2 separate regions of the Homo sapiens genome follow, and region 2 is linked to region 1. The links are chromatin contacts, found by Hi-C or POLR2A ChIA-PET in ENCODE. All regions are on one chromosome and are shown on one strand. Each heading gives the region's core, a stretch centred on a gene start or an enhancer-like site at or near the end of the contact. The rest is flanking DNA. Distances are from core to core; before and after follow the strand shown. Region 1 has its middle 19 kb from the start of DSE. Region 2 overlaps DSE (dermatan sulfate epimerase).

Evidence for each region. Hi-C counts contacts between places; a loop is a spot of excess contacts on that map. ChIA-PET counts read pairs that join two places held with the same protein, here RNA polymerase II (POLR2A). Pooled maps may share reads with other maps.
Region 2: a loop to region 1 is called in a map with no recorded cell type, with 6 times the contacts of the local background. The contact joins two enhancer-like sites. A Hi-C loop is called at or near these places in 2 of 168 maps with a recorded cell type or tissue (HepG2 and dorsolateral prefrontal cortex), 2 of 37 single-sample maps with no recorded cell type and 4 of 50 pooled maps. POLR2A ChIA-PET finds 5 or more read pairs at or near these places in 6 of 52 experiments (BJ, MCF 10A, OCI-LY7 and 2 more).

Annotation. Positions count from the first base shown.
Region 1 is chr6:116,347,951-116,355,372 of GRCh38, forward strand. It overlaps a transcript of DSE not described here. Among named protein-coding and RNA genes, the nearest start is that of DSE, 19 kb to the right of the region's middle. RefSeq lists an enhancer at 4,778-4,887. Within about 2 kb of position 4,726, at least 4 of the 41 ENCODE cell types and tissues checked have a DNase peak (open chromatin) inside an H3K27ac peak, as active enhancers do.
Region 2 is chr6:116,381,890-116,389,311 of GRCh38, forward strand. The region is part of intron 1 of DSE (dermatan sulfate epimerase); the gene reads left to right. Among named protein-coding and RNA genes, the nearest start is that of DSE, 15 kb to the left of the region's middle. RefSeq lists silencers at 4,537-4,831, 4,723-4,792 and enhancers at 7,315-7,364, 7,395-7,422. Within about 2 kb of position 5,604, at least 13 of the 41 ENCODE cell types and tissues checked have a DNase peak (open chromatin) inside an H3K27ac peak, as active enhancers do.

The sequences.
Region 1 (7,422 bases), core at 3,476-5,975:
ATAAATCAAACAACCCCATCAAAAAGTGGGTGAAGGATGTGAACAGACACTTCTCAAAAGAAGACATTTTTGCACCCAACGGACACATTAAAAAATGGTCATCATCACTGGCCATCAGAGAAATGCAAATCAAAACCACAATGAGATACCATCTCACACCAGTTAGAATGGCAATCATTAAAAAGTCAAGAAACAGGCTGGGCACGGTGGCTCACGCCTGTAATCCCAGCACTTTGGGAGGCCAAAGCGGGTGGATTGTGAGGTCAGGAGATCAAGACCATCCTGGCTAACACGGTGAAACCCCGTGTCTACTAAAAATTAAAAAAATTAGCCAGGCATGGTGGCTGGCGCCTGTAGTCCCAGCTACTCGGGAGGCTGAGGAAAGAGAATGGCGTGAACCTGGGAGACGGAGCTTGAAGTGAGCCGAGATCGTGCCACTGCACTCTAGCCTGGGCGACAGAGTGAGACTCCGTCTCAAAAAAAACAAAAAAAAACAAAAAAAAAACCCCAAAAGTCAGGAAACAACAGGTGCTGGAGAGGATGTGGAGAAATAGGAATACTTTTACACTGTTAGTGGGACTGTAAAGTAGTTCAACCATTGTGGAAGACAGTGTGGCGATTCCTCAAGGATCTAGAACTAGAAATACCATTTGACCCAGCCATCCCATTACTGGGTATATACCCAAAGGATTATAAATCATGCTGCTATAAAGACACATGCACACGTATGTTTATTGCGGCATTATTCACGATAGCAAAGACTTGGAACCAACCCAAATGTCCATCAATGATAGACTGGATTAAGAACATGTGGCACATATACACCATGGAATACTATGCAGCCATAAAAAAGGATGAGTTCATGTCCTTTGTAGGGACATGGATGAAGCTGGAAACCATCATTCTGAGCAAACTATCTCAAGGACAGAAAACCAAACACCACATGTTCTCACTCATAGGTGGGAATTGAACAATGAGAACACTTGGACACAGGGTGGGGAACATCACACACCAGGGTGGGGTGGGTGGAGGGGGGAGGGATAGCATTAGGAGATATACCTAATGTAAATGATGAGTTAACAGGTGCAGCAAACCAACATGGCACATGTATACATATGTAACAAACCTGCACGTTGTTCTCATGTACCCTAGAACATAAAGTATAACCAAAATATATATATACACATACATATACATATATATCAATATTTATATACACTAATATAAAATGGATATGTATACATATATACATATATCTACACACACACACCCATATACATACATACACACCTCTAAACCTGGATTCCTAAAGGTTTTCCCATGCCAGTATGGCTTAGTGATTGGATAGAGGTTGTGCTGAAACACTTGAGCCAATGAAGTTTCTGTCTTTTGCCAAAGGATCTCTGTGTGGTAGGGGAGCTCACTCAGAGTTCAGGTGCTTTCAAGCTGACTCAAGCTCCAGCTTTTACTGACCACTGGACCTTTTCTTATCTCTTTTATGCAAACAAATTCAGGGGTAGCCGGGATTGAGTGACTAGCTCGGGCCTTCTCCAGGAAATATACACAGCCAGAGAAGTATTCTCCAACTGTGACTACAGCCTCAGACTAGTAGAGCAGTTGGCTTTCCCTGTTTACCCACCTCAGAGATCAGCACTTTTACCAAATATGCTGCTGGGAGTGGTCATTTCTCATCACTCCAGATTGAGTGAGCTCTCATGGATCGTGACAGAGAAGCTGCCTGTCCTCATGGCCTGGCCTCCTTCTATAAAACCTCTGTCCTTACTGAAGTGAGGAGGAAGGGAGGGCAGATATGTGAGTAGCTTCAGGCTAGAATGCCACAGGTTCTCATTATTCTTATATTCAGCAGTTTTTCAAGCCTAAACACTTCTCAGGTTGTATGCCTTTGGTTGATTTTCAGAGTGCTAAAATGATTGTTTTTGTCAATTTTATCCAGCTTTATAGTTACTTTTTACAGAGAGAATTTGTCTCCTCACTTGGCCATAACCAAAAGCTCACCACTTACTACCTTTAAAAGAATCACTTACATATTAATTATTTCATGTTTACATGCATAGTCTTTTTAAAAAAATACCTAAATGTACTACTCCCTTTTATAGTGTTTAGGAATCTGAACTTATAATTTTAAGAGGCTAATTAGCTCAAATCCAGTTTCATTTTTAAATTTTATATCTTGCTTTTTTCTATGTCAAAATGATTTATCTCATAAGAGAACAGGATAGTAAGAAAACTGAAAAGTGATCAGGCCATTTCGTATGCCTTAATAAAAACTGCCCAAGATGGTATGGTTGAGGAAGAGTATGAAGATCAATGGGTATGGGCCTACATTATTCTAGGACTGACTTATTTCCCTATAGAGTGGAAATCTTCTACTTCTAACTTCTGTGGCAATAAATTCTTTTTTTAAAAGCATGATTATATGAGAACTCTTCAGAGAAAAGAACTTGTATCTCTTCTTTTCGTATCACAAAAGCTTACTCTAGTGAATTCTGGGTAACCCAAACTGAAAATTAAATTTAGAATTTGCAGGGTCATGAGCTTCTACCCAGATTATCTCAGGAAAAGGTATTAAACAGGACCATCATTACCCCATTAATCATAAAAAAGTCCAACTGACACAATTGTCTATTCTTTGAGGGAACAAAAAACCCAGTCAGGCAGACATTGTTTTGTACTCATTTGGTAATTTTGATATTTAAGACTATTCCTTGGACAGAAAAGTATATGACTCTCTAAATGTCAGGCAAGTCCATACCACTATGATGATATTCTCAAAGATGAGTTATGTTCCATGCAAGTATATTCACTAAACGTGTACGGTACCAAATACTCTGACTCCAAGTAATAAAAAAAAATAGCTTTTGGGTCTTTTCCATGCCTTTAGACATGACGAACATAGACTATTTAATTGTATAAAGATTTTCCTGGCATATCTTCCTTTTGGAAAAAAAAAAAAAGTCCTGAAAGTCCTTCTGTTTTATGAAATATTCTAGTCTCTGTTCTGCATTATATTATTTTACATAGAACTTACAGTCTTAAAAAAGAATGTTCATTTGTTAAAAAGCTCCCAAATTGACTAATATTATTGCTATTATAGTTTGTTTTTACATAGTGTTTAATAGAACATTTGTTGTGATTAAGCAAGATTGCTTCTTTGTCTTCTTTTCTCTTTTCTTCCAAATAGTTCAACGCCATTATAACTTTCCTGTAACAGAGATGGGAATGTTTTCCTTCACTGAATCCCCATCTCATGAATCTACAGTCTTGAAACCCTTATTTTAACAGAACAGTCATCTGACTCGGTTTGGCTGTCTCATACCAAGATCTCAGGGCAGCAACAGAGTAACCCTTGCTGGTACCTGTGAGAGAAAACAAAGGGTCTGTTTTGAGTATAGTAGAAGGTAAAAAATGAACTTGATACTTCTTCACATCTTAAAACTTTTATTTTTTTATTTAAGAAGTATGCTAATAAGTTGTAACATGAACATTTAAATCCCTAGGAACCATCTTTATAGTTGATTATAATATATTTTTATTGGCTGAATATATCACAACTACATTCTATTCCACTCTATTATAGTGATGTTTGTTATTTATTAATAACTATTATTTTTACCTCATTATAAAATAGCTACATAATAGGAAATGTTTAGTAATGTTCTGCAAAGAGGAAAAAAAAGAATAAGGGATATTGACCATCTTGGATAGTTTTTCATGAATTCAAAGTCCTCAGTAAGTGATTTTAGAAACTCAACTTTATCAACTTAGTTCAAATAAGCAGTCTTTGCTGATTAAAATAGTCTTTTCTGTCATCAGAGTATTCCAATTCTAAACTCAGAGAATTTAGGAATTTCAGTTTATAATCAGAAAGCTCCCTGGTGAACTATGAATAGTGACAAAGGCCTTAAGGAATATTTATCCCAACTTTGGTAGAACCTGGAGAGTTGTCTTTTACATTTTATCATGCACCTTTCTAGTAACTGCAGTTCTTCTATCCCACAGTGGTACTCTTTAGTTTATGGGAAATTTAAATCCCGATATTAAATCTTTATTAATTTGTGTAACCTCCTTGGTTACACTGGCCTGTAAACAAAGCTCATTTCAGTCTCTGCTCAAACCCTTGGAAAAGTTAGTTAATATCTCTGAACCTCAATTCTGCCTGTAAATATGTAAATGAAAGGAACCAATTAGATGTCTAGCTATAACATTTCTTGATTTTAAGTGTTTATACTTTTTTAGAATCACCACTCTCCATATATTTGTGTGAGCTAGTCAACTATTATCTATCTACTCATGGCCTCCTTGGTACAACCAGTCCTTTCAGACCTTAACTTATCCTGTTCCTGCATCCAAGAATCAATTCAACTAAAATGGCTGGTCAGAACCATTTTTTCTCTTGATCACAAGGGTTCTCCAAACACAAGGATTCCTCAAATGATAAAATACCTGCTCCAGAAGAATCTCTCAATATGGTGCTGAATTTGCATAGGTTATTGATCCTAATTTCTAGACTCTGAATGGAGGCTAGTTGTGCTTGGAGCAGTGGTTCTCCAAGCATAAGGACTTAAAATCCACAGGGTTAGTGCTGGGTGAGGCAGAGGTCAGTAGCTCTTGAACTGGATAGTAAACATCAAGAAATTGAGAAATAAAAAACAGGAACTTTGGGATGCTTTTTAAAACCACCACAGCCTCAGATGTTTGTGTTGAAGGAGTAAGATGGCCAAGAAAAAAAAAATGTTAGGTCTGAGAGTTTACTCATTCCAATAACAGACCTGGCAGAGAAATCATTACCCATTTTGCAACACAGCCTTAGGGCAAGTCTGGGCAAGCTCTGGGTGGGCAAAAAATAGGCTTTCCAAAACTCACCTAGCTTTCCAGCCCACCCCACGTACATGCCCCACACGTGAAGTCTTCCTTTCTTTCCTCGTTTCTTTCTCCTTCCCCCCTCCTCCTTCCTCTCTCTCTTTCTCTCTTCCAGAATGAATGATTTGTATGACTGTGGAATGTGTTTGTCAGACAAGTCCATCAGGGACTTATAACAGTCCCTTAATAGGGTAAGAGAGAGATATGAGTCTTGTGGTCATAAGTGGTTGGGCTTCCCCACTACCTCATTCATTTATGTTAGCTAACTATTAAAATCTAGGTCTTTACTAATTTATAGTTAAAATATACATAGGAGTAAATGTGTGTTTGTGTGTGTGGGTCTGTGTGTGTATAAACACTGATGGATATTTTTCCAAATGAACTGATGATGACCTCTAACTTCTGGTTCATGAGAAGGAACTTTATGTCCTACTTTTGCTCTGGAAAAATGAAAAGACTGCTAAGGGGGAGTAGTCATGATGGAATTGTGCATGTGTGTGTTAGGTAATATTGGGTGGAAAATTAAGGGATATTTTCCTTTGTAGTATTCCAAATAAATCTGTTTATGTGATAGATAGTTACTTGGAATAAATATCTTTCTTCATGAGTGCCTTCTTAATTTCCAGAAAAATCTTATAAAGGTTTCTCAGTAAGGTTCTTTAAATAAACTTTGTTTCAATCATAATAATACTAGCTACCATTGAGCATTTACACTTCCTAGCATTGTGTCCAACACTTTACATTCTTTATCTCTCATCCTTATACTCTCAAAAGATGAGGCATTGATATTCCCAGAAAACTGAGATTTGGGGAGGCTAAGTAAATTTGCTTAAGGTTATGGAACAAATACATTGCACAGCTGTTACTTGATCATAGATCTGACTGTCTCCAACCATTGGACACTTACTGTTGTCACATAAGGGGATTCAGACAGATATCTAGCTTATTTTATAACTGTTCTCATTTGATGAGAGATTGTCTATAAAGATGTTTGGTTTTTGTGAGCTTTAATGGCTGATGTAAAACAATTTGGTAATTATTTTAAATTTAAAAAAATCTTATAATCAATCTAAACATACTCCTATGTCATATACTGAGACTCTTAGAAAATATTTTAGAGTAGAGGCAAGCAGTCTTCAGATACTGAATTATAATGCCTATCTACTTTTAAAGAGTGATATGACACCACTTTCAAAAATCTAGACTTCAGATGGCTTCCAAATGTACACCTATATCTACAGCAATACTTGGATATAGTATTTCCTGAAATATAGTCTTTCTCTTAAAGAAAAAAAGAATAATATTAGTTCAGGTCCTTGATATATGAGGCAAGGATTAGAGATTTGTTAAGTAAATGTTGACCCAGACTATATAACTCTAATGAGCAAAATCCCTTTAAAATTTTTAAGGAGATGGGATAACAGTAAGTAATATTTATTGAAAGCCTGTTGTGTGTTATGTGCTACTAGGAGCTTAGACAACATAACCTCATGTGGACCTTACAACTGCTCTGGAGGTCAGTCATTGTTCTTGAGTCGGGCTCTTTTTTCTGGTATAAGAAACAGAGTCACCCCCTCATGCTGTCTCAAAAGGCATGAGTTATTTTAAGGGAGAGTGGGTGGAGGGTTTGTACAGTAAGGGAACCAGGAAGCTCATGGAATTGTCATACAATCTGGCCTTACAAGCACTTCAGTTACAACTCTGTCAAAATGGGAAGGGGCTCAAGAAACTTGCTTTTCCCATCTAAGGAAAGGATGGTATTTTCTGGCTTTTGGTGAGGTGATTTATCTTCAGAATGGGTCTAATCTGAAAACAGACCCCACTGGGCAGAAACATGAAATCCATGTTCATAATTATGTAAATGAAATGAAAATTACTTGCATTCTTATAACATCTATATAAAAATTATAATTTTCTGTTTATTTTCCCACAGTTTTTCCTGTAATTATATTTTTTGGTTACATTACTTTTTATAATAAAATAGTGACATGTTTTACATTACTTTTTATAATAAAATAGTGACAGGTTTTATAATAAAATAGTGACAGGTTTTATAAAAAGCCAATCTGTAATTGGCTTTTTAATGAAATGTGCTTTCCATGGAAATACGCCAAATTTGACACTGGTGTCAATTTCACTGTACTCATTCACATATATAATACACACTACACATTTTTACATAGACACATACATATATAAAGGCACACATACCTATATGCGTAATTCATTTAAGCATTTTTATTATTGGACACTTGAGTTGTTTTCAGTATTTTGCTAATTTAAACAACACCATGTTGAACAACTTTGCATACATACAGTTTCACACATACGTGCATATATTCTAAGGAGTGGAATTGCTGGATGCAAATTTACATACCTTTTAAAGATTTGTTACATATTTGTCCTCCGAATCCTCTCTCAAAGTATTGTACCAATTTATACTTCCCCCAGCATTATATGAGACTCACAATTTCTGTGTACCTTCCTCAAACCTTCACATTCTTCTAATTTGAGCACTTCAGGTATGACCAGACTGTAGAG
Region 2 (7,422 bases), core at 4,354-6,853, 35 kb after region 1:
CTGTCAGCAGACTGTTTCCTTTTGAGGCTATGAAGGAGAACCTGTACCAAGCCTTTTACCAAGTTTCTGGTGGCTTCTACCAATCTTTGGCATGCTCATCTTGTAGATGCTTCACTCCAATCTCTATTTTCATCTTCACATGGCATTCTGTGTGTGTGTGTGTGTGTGTGTGTGTGTGTGTGTCTCCAAATTTCCACTCTTTATAAAGACACTGGTCATATTGGAGTAGGGGTCTGCCCTATTCCAATATGACCTCATCTTAACTAATTAAATCTGCATGACCCTCTTTCCAAATAAGGTCCCATTTAGAGGTTTGGGGGTTAGGACTTCAACATATGAATTTTTGTGGAACAAAATTTAACCTTTAACAGACTGTAAGTCAGATATTTCGAGCCTACCATAACATGGCCATGATATGCCAAAAGGATTGTAGAAAAGAGGAGGAATCTGTAGGTTTATATGATAATCAGTTAATGAACTTGTTGTCTCTTCTGTCTCCTTTCTGCCTGGGCCTACACCATTCCCCTACGTAGCCACATTAATGGACATTGCCATAAAGGGCTTTGGGATTTTGCTGTGCCCCCTGTTTCCTGAAAAGATATTTTGTTTTCTTCCTTCTTTCCAGCATGACATTCCCTGTGACTTATTTCTGTCTAGGATTAGAGATAAGGATATTAAGATAAATGAGACATTATGCTTATACCACATAGTTTCTGTCTTCTCTAAATTTGGGTGATATGTCACTGTCCAAATGTATAGGTGACAAAGGAAGAAATGAATGCTTGTGGAAAGGGGCAAAAACTCTTGAAGTGTCAATGGTAAGGATTTTACTGAGGAGTCAGTTGGAGATGATAAGTGAGTAGGTATGCAGCTGTGTGGCAAGAGAGAAATTTTTCCCCGCCCTACCCCCAGGCTTATGGTGGGAATTGAGGTAAGTGAACAAATAGGATCAAGTTTCCTTAAGTCACTGAGAAAGTTAGAAATATCCCCAGAGTGATAGAAATTACCAGTGAAGGTTTAAAAGAGTATATGGACAAATGGTGATTTCAAATGATAAAAGTGCCAGGAGAGTCACACCTAGAGTCATTTAGAGAACTAGGCTGTCTCAGGAATTGAAGAGGCTGCCTCCATGTTGCTTGTGAATTGGTAGGATGTGAGATTTGGCCTGCATGGGAGAGCACAACTGGAGACAAGTTGTTATTGAAAGACTCAGTTGTTTCATAAAATCTGTAATTTGGAAGGATCTTAGGTGTTCCCCAACCCCACCTTATTTAAATTCTGAATCACCTGACAGGTGATCATCTAGTTTCTGCATTCATTTAGGGCTAGACATAAGAAGAGAGTTTGAAAAATAAGTTTACTACAAAAGGGAGTTTTTTTTCCAGCATAGACAAACAGGAATTCCATTAGGTTTGATCAAAAGAGAAGTAGCTAGGGGGACTCAGGCTGTGAATAGACATGGGGTAAAAATGGGTAGGGTGGGTATGAAAGTTTGGGTGGAGAAGTATACAAGCGAGAGAGAAGTATATGCCTAGATTAGGAGATGCCAAGAATGGGGCTAACACTATGAGAGCAGTTTGCTAAGACAGAATGAAATAAGGACAACTTACTCACCTAGATAAGGATATAGACTCCGCATTAAACATTCATGAACTTGTGCATGCACACAGACATGGGCATTAAATATCTGGCCATATTTCAGGCCCTCGGAGTTTTTAATTTTTTTAAATAATCATACCTATTAAGCACCTTTCATATGCCAGTCATTGCTCTGGGCACCTTTCTCATATTATCATTCATCTTCCTTACAGTCCTGGGAGATAGATATTTCTATCCCCAATTTACAGATGTGGAACTGAGTTGGAATATTTCTGCAGCAGCATGTTATTTGTCCTGTGTATCCATGGCCAGCAATTCAGAAATTATTCTCTTGTTCTACATAATATATGTAGTCTCCAGCAGTCTACTAGAGCTTTACTTTTCCTCAAAAATTATTTCCTGACTGGTAACATTTCATAGACTTAAATATACACCATATTAAGTTTTTTTTAGCAGGAAATACTAGCAATTGTGTAGATGTAGAAGAAATAATAATTACAGAGTATTCTTTTGAATTCTCTAGATAAAAGTTAATAGTACAGAAAGATTGTTTAAATTTACAAATAGTAACACTAATCAAGTCCTTATACCAAACCATTAAATAATAATTACAATCCTTGGGCATGTGATTAGACATGGGGACATGAGGGAATCACTTTAAATTTCAAAACAGAGCAACCTAAATAAAAGTCAGCACAGAAACAGTCATTCAGCAGAAAGGAAGGCTTGGCTGGTCTGGACATGGATAGACTAGGGAGAGTGTGAGGTGCCTAATCCCATGCAAGATGGGCCGAAAATTTTGAGATGGCATTTAGAAAAAGACCCATAGAGGACTCATGAAATCTATCCTTGGAATGTCAGGAAATAATGAGAGACATTCAGGCAGTGGTCTGCGATTAGAGGCATGTTAGTTAGGCATGCTAATAATGGGATGGCGAAAGTTGGGGGTAAAGCAAGTCACCTAGACCTAGCAGCCTGAGGTGGACTTAGTGGGAGCTTTGTGCCTTGGGGGAGGCTGGGAAGGCACTGGCCGTGATCACGGCTCTCAGTAAACTCTGTGATAATCACTCAGAGTAACCTTTAGAGTTCAAACATTGTAGTACATTTTATCTCCATATGATTTGTCTTCCTACACAAATTTTTATTGTTTCTTTTAATGTAATTATATTTATGTAGCTGTATAACTATATGTTTAGTTATCTCTGAGGATTTAAAAGTTTACCTCTTGACGCAGTTAAATTTATCCAACTAATATATATTTTTTAAGTGTTTACTAAGTGCTAGGTACACTTTTATGTGCTGGAGATATAGCAGAAAGCAAAGTGCCCTCCTGAAGCTTACATTCTAGATGGGAGAGCCAAGCACACAAAATAAATAAGTAAATTATATAGTAGATTAGAAGGTCATAAGTGCCATGAAGAGAAATAAAACCCAGGAGGGAATTAGAGAATGGTAATGGTTGGACTTGGTAATGATGTCATTTAAATAAGGTAGTCATTGCAGACCTCACTGAGAGAGTGACATTTGAGCAAAAATTTAAAGGGGATGAGGGAGCAAGCCACATGGATATCCTAGGGTAGGCATTTGGGGCAGAGGGAACAAATGTGCAGGCGCTGAGGAGGGAGCTCACCTCATGTATACAGGAATAATAGAGGCCAACATGGCTGGAGCAGAGAGAGACTGGACAGTCGGACATGAAGGCAGAGAGGCAGTATGGCCAGGCTGCTTAGCCCCTTGAGAGCAATGCTTAGGAGTTTGATGCTTATCTGAATGAGGTGGGAAGCCATTAGAGTGTTTTAAATAGAGTGGTGACATACTCTGAATTAGGATTGAACAGGATCACTCTGGCTTCTATGTGGAGAATGATCTTAGGGAGGTAAGAGTGAAGGCAGGTAGACAAATTTGGAGGCTGTCGCAGGCAAGACATGGTATGGCTGTATGGTGGTGGTAAAAGTGGCTGGATTCTGGACGGATTTGGAGTAGAGCCAACAGAATATGCTGATAGTTTGGATATGGAGAGTGAAATAGGGAAGGGAGAAAAGGAGGGGGTGGGGTTGAGTCCAATTACTGGCAGGATTAGTTGCCAGTAACTGAGTTGGGGAAGTCTAAGAAGGCAGTGCCTACGTCTTTGGGTTAACTACATCTATGTATCATTGTTTTACAAACCAAGTCTGTGGTATTCTGAGTTGATTATGATTCACAGGAGGACATTTGAAAAGTATGCTGGGATTTTAATGCCAAAGAACTCAAAGGTTTTCATCTGTGTGATAAAAGTGAGAATCAAAATAAGTACATATAAAAATGTTTGGAAATGTTAAAGACAGCAAAAAAAAAAAAAAAGTAAATTTTATCACTGATGAGTACTTGAAGTCTGGAAAAATGAGGAATGCTTGTATATAAGTAAAGAATGTAAAAGAACTTCATGTGTAGTAATAAAAGCACCACTCCATATATACTCATCCAATATATACAATTTTTATTTCAATCAGATGTACTGCAGTTACAGGTTTAATGCCCATAAATTACTTTCCAATGAACTTCCTTTTAGCCCTTTGCTTACCATCTGTATGTTTCATTTTTGGAATATTCCCAAAGCCTTTTAAAAAATGTGTCAGTCCAGTGTATTCTGCTTTGTCCTTTGCTTCAACAGCAACATTCTTAGTCATTTTTCTGGGTGTAAGTCAGAGAAAAATAGCAAAAGTTGACTAAAGAGAAAGATGTGGTGAAAGTATCACATTTTCTTTTATAATGGGACAAAGTATTATGGCAAGCTACTCATAATTCTAACAGGAACTTAGATGATTTAACTAAAAAGAAGATAAAGGGCATATGGATGGGGAAGCAGTCCCCAAGACCACCATCAGCCTTGGCAATTCACTAGAAGGACTTACAACATTTGTTATCATCTGGTTATGCTTTATTTAACACAGCCAAAGGATACAGATTAAACTTAGCAAAGGGCAAAGGCACATGGGGCAAAGCCCAGGAGAAAACAGGCATAAGCTTCTAGGTGTCCACTCCTACTGAAGTTGTACTCAAAACAACAATGTGTGCCAATACATGCAAAGCGTTGCTAGCCAGGGAAGCTCACCTGAGCCTTGGTGTCCTGGGCTTTTATTGTAGTTAGATGTGACTGACTTCAGCTACTCAGACTCCAGCCTCTCCAGAGCAAAGATAGGAGTTTATCATGAGTCATCTAGTTAACTAAAGTGTTACTGCCATGTAACCCAAGGCCTCGAGTGTATAAAAACCTCTTTATCAGGCAGAATATTCCAAGGGCTCGTCTCTCATGAGCTGGTAAAGGGCCAGTCCTGAAGACTTCTCTTGGGAATGTGTATGGTTTGAGCAATTCAGGTCTGCTAATATAACCCTTTCCCATTTAACATAGTAGATCCTTGAACATTGTATTAGTGCTTCTTAGAGGCATTATTACTATTAGAGAGTAAACTTATAGTATCTTATCCTAGAAGATATGATATAAGGACATACCAAAAATACACATAATGTCAAGAACGGTTTAGCTAAATTCATAAATGAGTGAACCAGATTAGATTGCATAAGTGAGGTTAGTAGTACTTTTTTTGTGGGGCGCTTCCCCTGAAAATCTGTAATCAGTGTCATGACTCACCCATAGGAGTTTGCAGACAAAGGGCTAGAGGAACAGAGAAACTAACCCACAAGTATATGTGATATTTATTGGGTTCAGGAAAAAGGTCAAAAGGAGGAAAGTTACCCTGGAGGTTGATGTTGAATTCTGGAATAGTCTCAGGAATCTGTTGAAAAACTGCAGAGTAATGAAACAGTACTTAGGAAAAAAAAGCATGACTTTGGTGAGAAAATTGGAATGAAAGAAAAAGGATAGGGAAGAAATGAAGATGATTTCCAAATAATTGGTTTGAGAAAATGTAGTGAAGAAGTTAAGAAAGTTCTGATTGGAAGAATTTAGTTTTAGGTGTATAAATGAGCACCTTAGACGGCAGGTTATGAGGAAGGAGGTGGGAGTGAGCAAATGACCACGTGCAGCCATGCAGCCATATTCTTGTGGGAAGTCCCAGGATTGAGACACTGCAGGCAGCTTGCAGGGAGAAAGGAAGTGAGGCATAATGGCTAAAATCTTGACTGTGACTCAGACACACCTGAAGTCAAAAATAAACCTGACCACTCACTGAATAATGCTGGGTAGGTTATTTCACCATTCTAAATCTCACTTTCCTCATCTATTTCCAACAAAATTACCCATAAAATAATTTTGGGGATTAAATATGATAATGAAATACACGTTCTTTGCACAGTAAAAGCAGTAAAAATTTTCTGGGAAAAAAGCATAAGAAGGATTTTCCACAGAGGTATTAAGAGAAGCAGGAGAATACGGTATCCCAGAAACTAATTTCCCAAAGTGTCAGGGAAGAGGAAGAGTGTGGTGTATTATCCTAGGTGGGGAGATTCTGGAGAGTGAGTACTAGGAAAGGGATACTGGGTTTTTCTAATGGGAATTTGAAAAAGGGCTTGGCCTGAGCAGCTTTAATTAGTATATTAGGGTTCTCCAGAGAAACAGAACCAGTAGATCCATGTCTACACCTACATCTGTTTATCTATCTATATCTAGAATTGGCTAGATTATGGGAATTGGCCATTATGGGAATGGGCTTTTGTAATTTGGAGGCTGAGAGGTCCCACAATCTGCCATTTGCACTCTGGAGACCCAGGAAAACAGGTGGAATAGGTCCAGCCTGAATATAAAGGCCTGAGAACTAGGACCACTGTTGGTGTAAATCCCAGGCAAAGGACAGGAGAAGACCAATGTTCCAGCCCAAGCAGTTAGGCCGAGAGAAAATCTTCCCTCTCTTTTTGTTCTGTTTGGGCCCACCCACATTGGGAGGACAGTCTGCTTTACTCAGTTTAGTCTCTTCTGGAAACACCCTCATAGACACATCCAGAAATGATGTTTGACCAAATACTTGTGTACCCTGTGATTCTGTCAAGTTGACACAAAACTATCACAACTGGTAAGAAAAGAAGTCACATATGTAAACATCAAAGGGGGAGAATTGGTGATACAGAATTAAAGATATTTAATTTACAGATTCAAGGAGTTACATTGCCAGTTGAAAGATAATATACATTGGCATTTGTGGAAAGTGGAAAATGTATTTTGATTAAACATCAAAATTTTAAAAAATTATATTTAAGTTTATAAGTAATTTTTTTCATCTGTTGCATTTCATCAGGACTTATATTTCTGCATTTAGGATTTTTTGTGACTGTGTAAGCATGTTTTTATTAGTATGGTGAATCAGTTAGCTTTATCTGTATATAGACTTTGGTTGATGAAGAAGTAGATTGGTAATTGCTTTTTTCCTCAGATCTGTTTGGTTACTTGGAATATTTAGCTGAAAGTTATAAATGTGCAGTTGAGCAGGAAGAAGAAGAAAACTTTTGGCATCAAATATTCTATATTTCTCAAAATATTTGATATTTTTAGTCTCCTGAAGAGACTGCAAGGTTGAGAATAAACAATGCATTGTACATATTTTAAAAATAGCATTCTCTGAGTGATAGTTTTGTGAGCGTTTCCTCCTGGGGTCATGGTGCACTTCCCCTCAGTTGGACTGACCTCGATGTTCTCATTGAGAAGATGATGATGGCTGCTAGTATTTATTGAGCACTTTCTAAATCCTAGGCACCATTTTAATGCTTTAAGTATATCAGCTAATTTAAGCTTCACAGAAACCCTATGAGGGAGGTACTATTATTTGATCCATTTTACAGAGGAGGAAACAGGAACGTAGGTAAGGATGTGATGATGCTAGGATTCAAACCCAG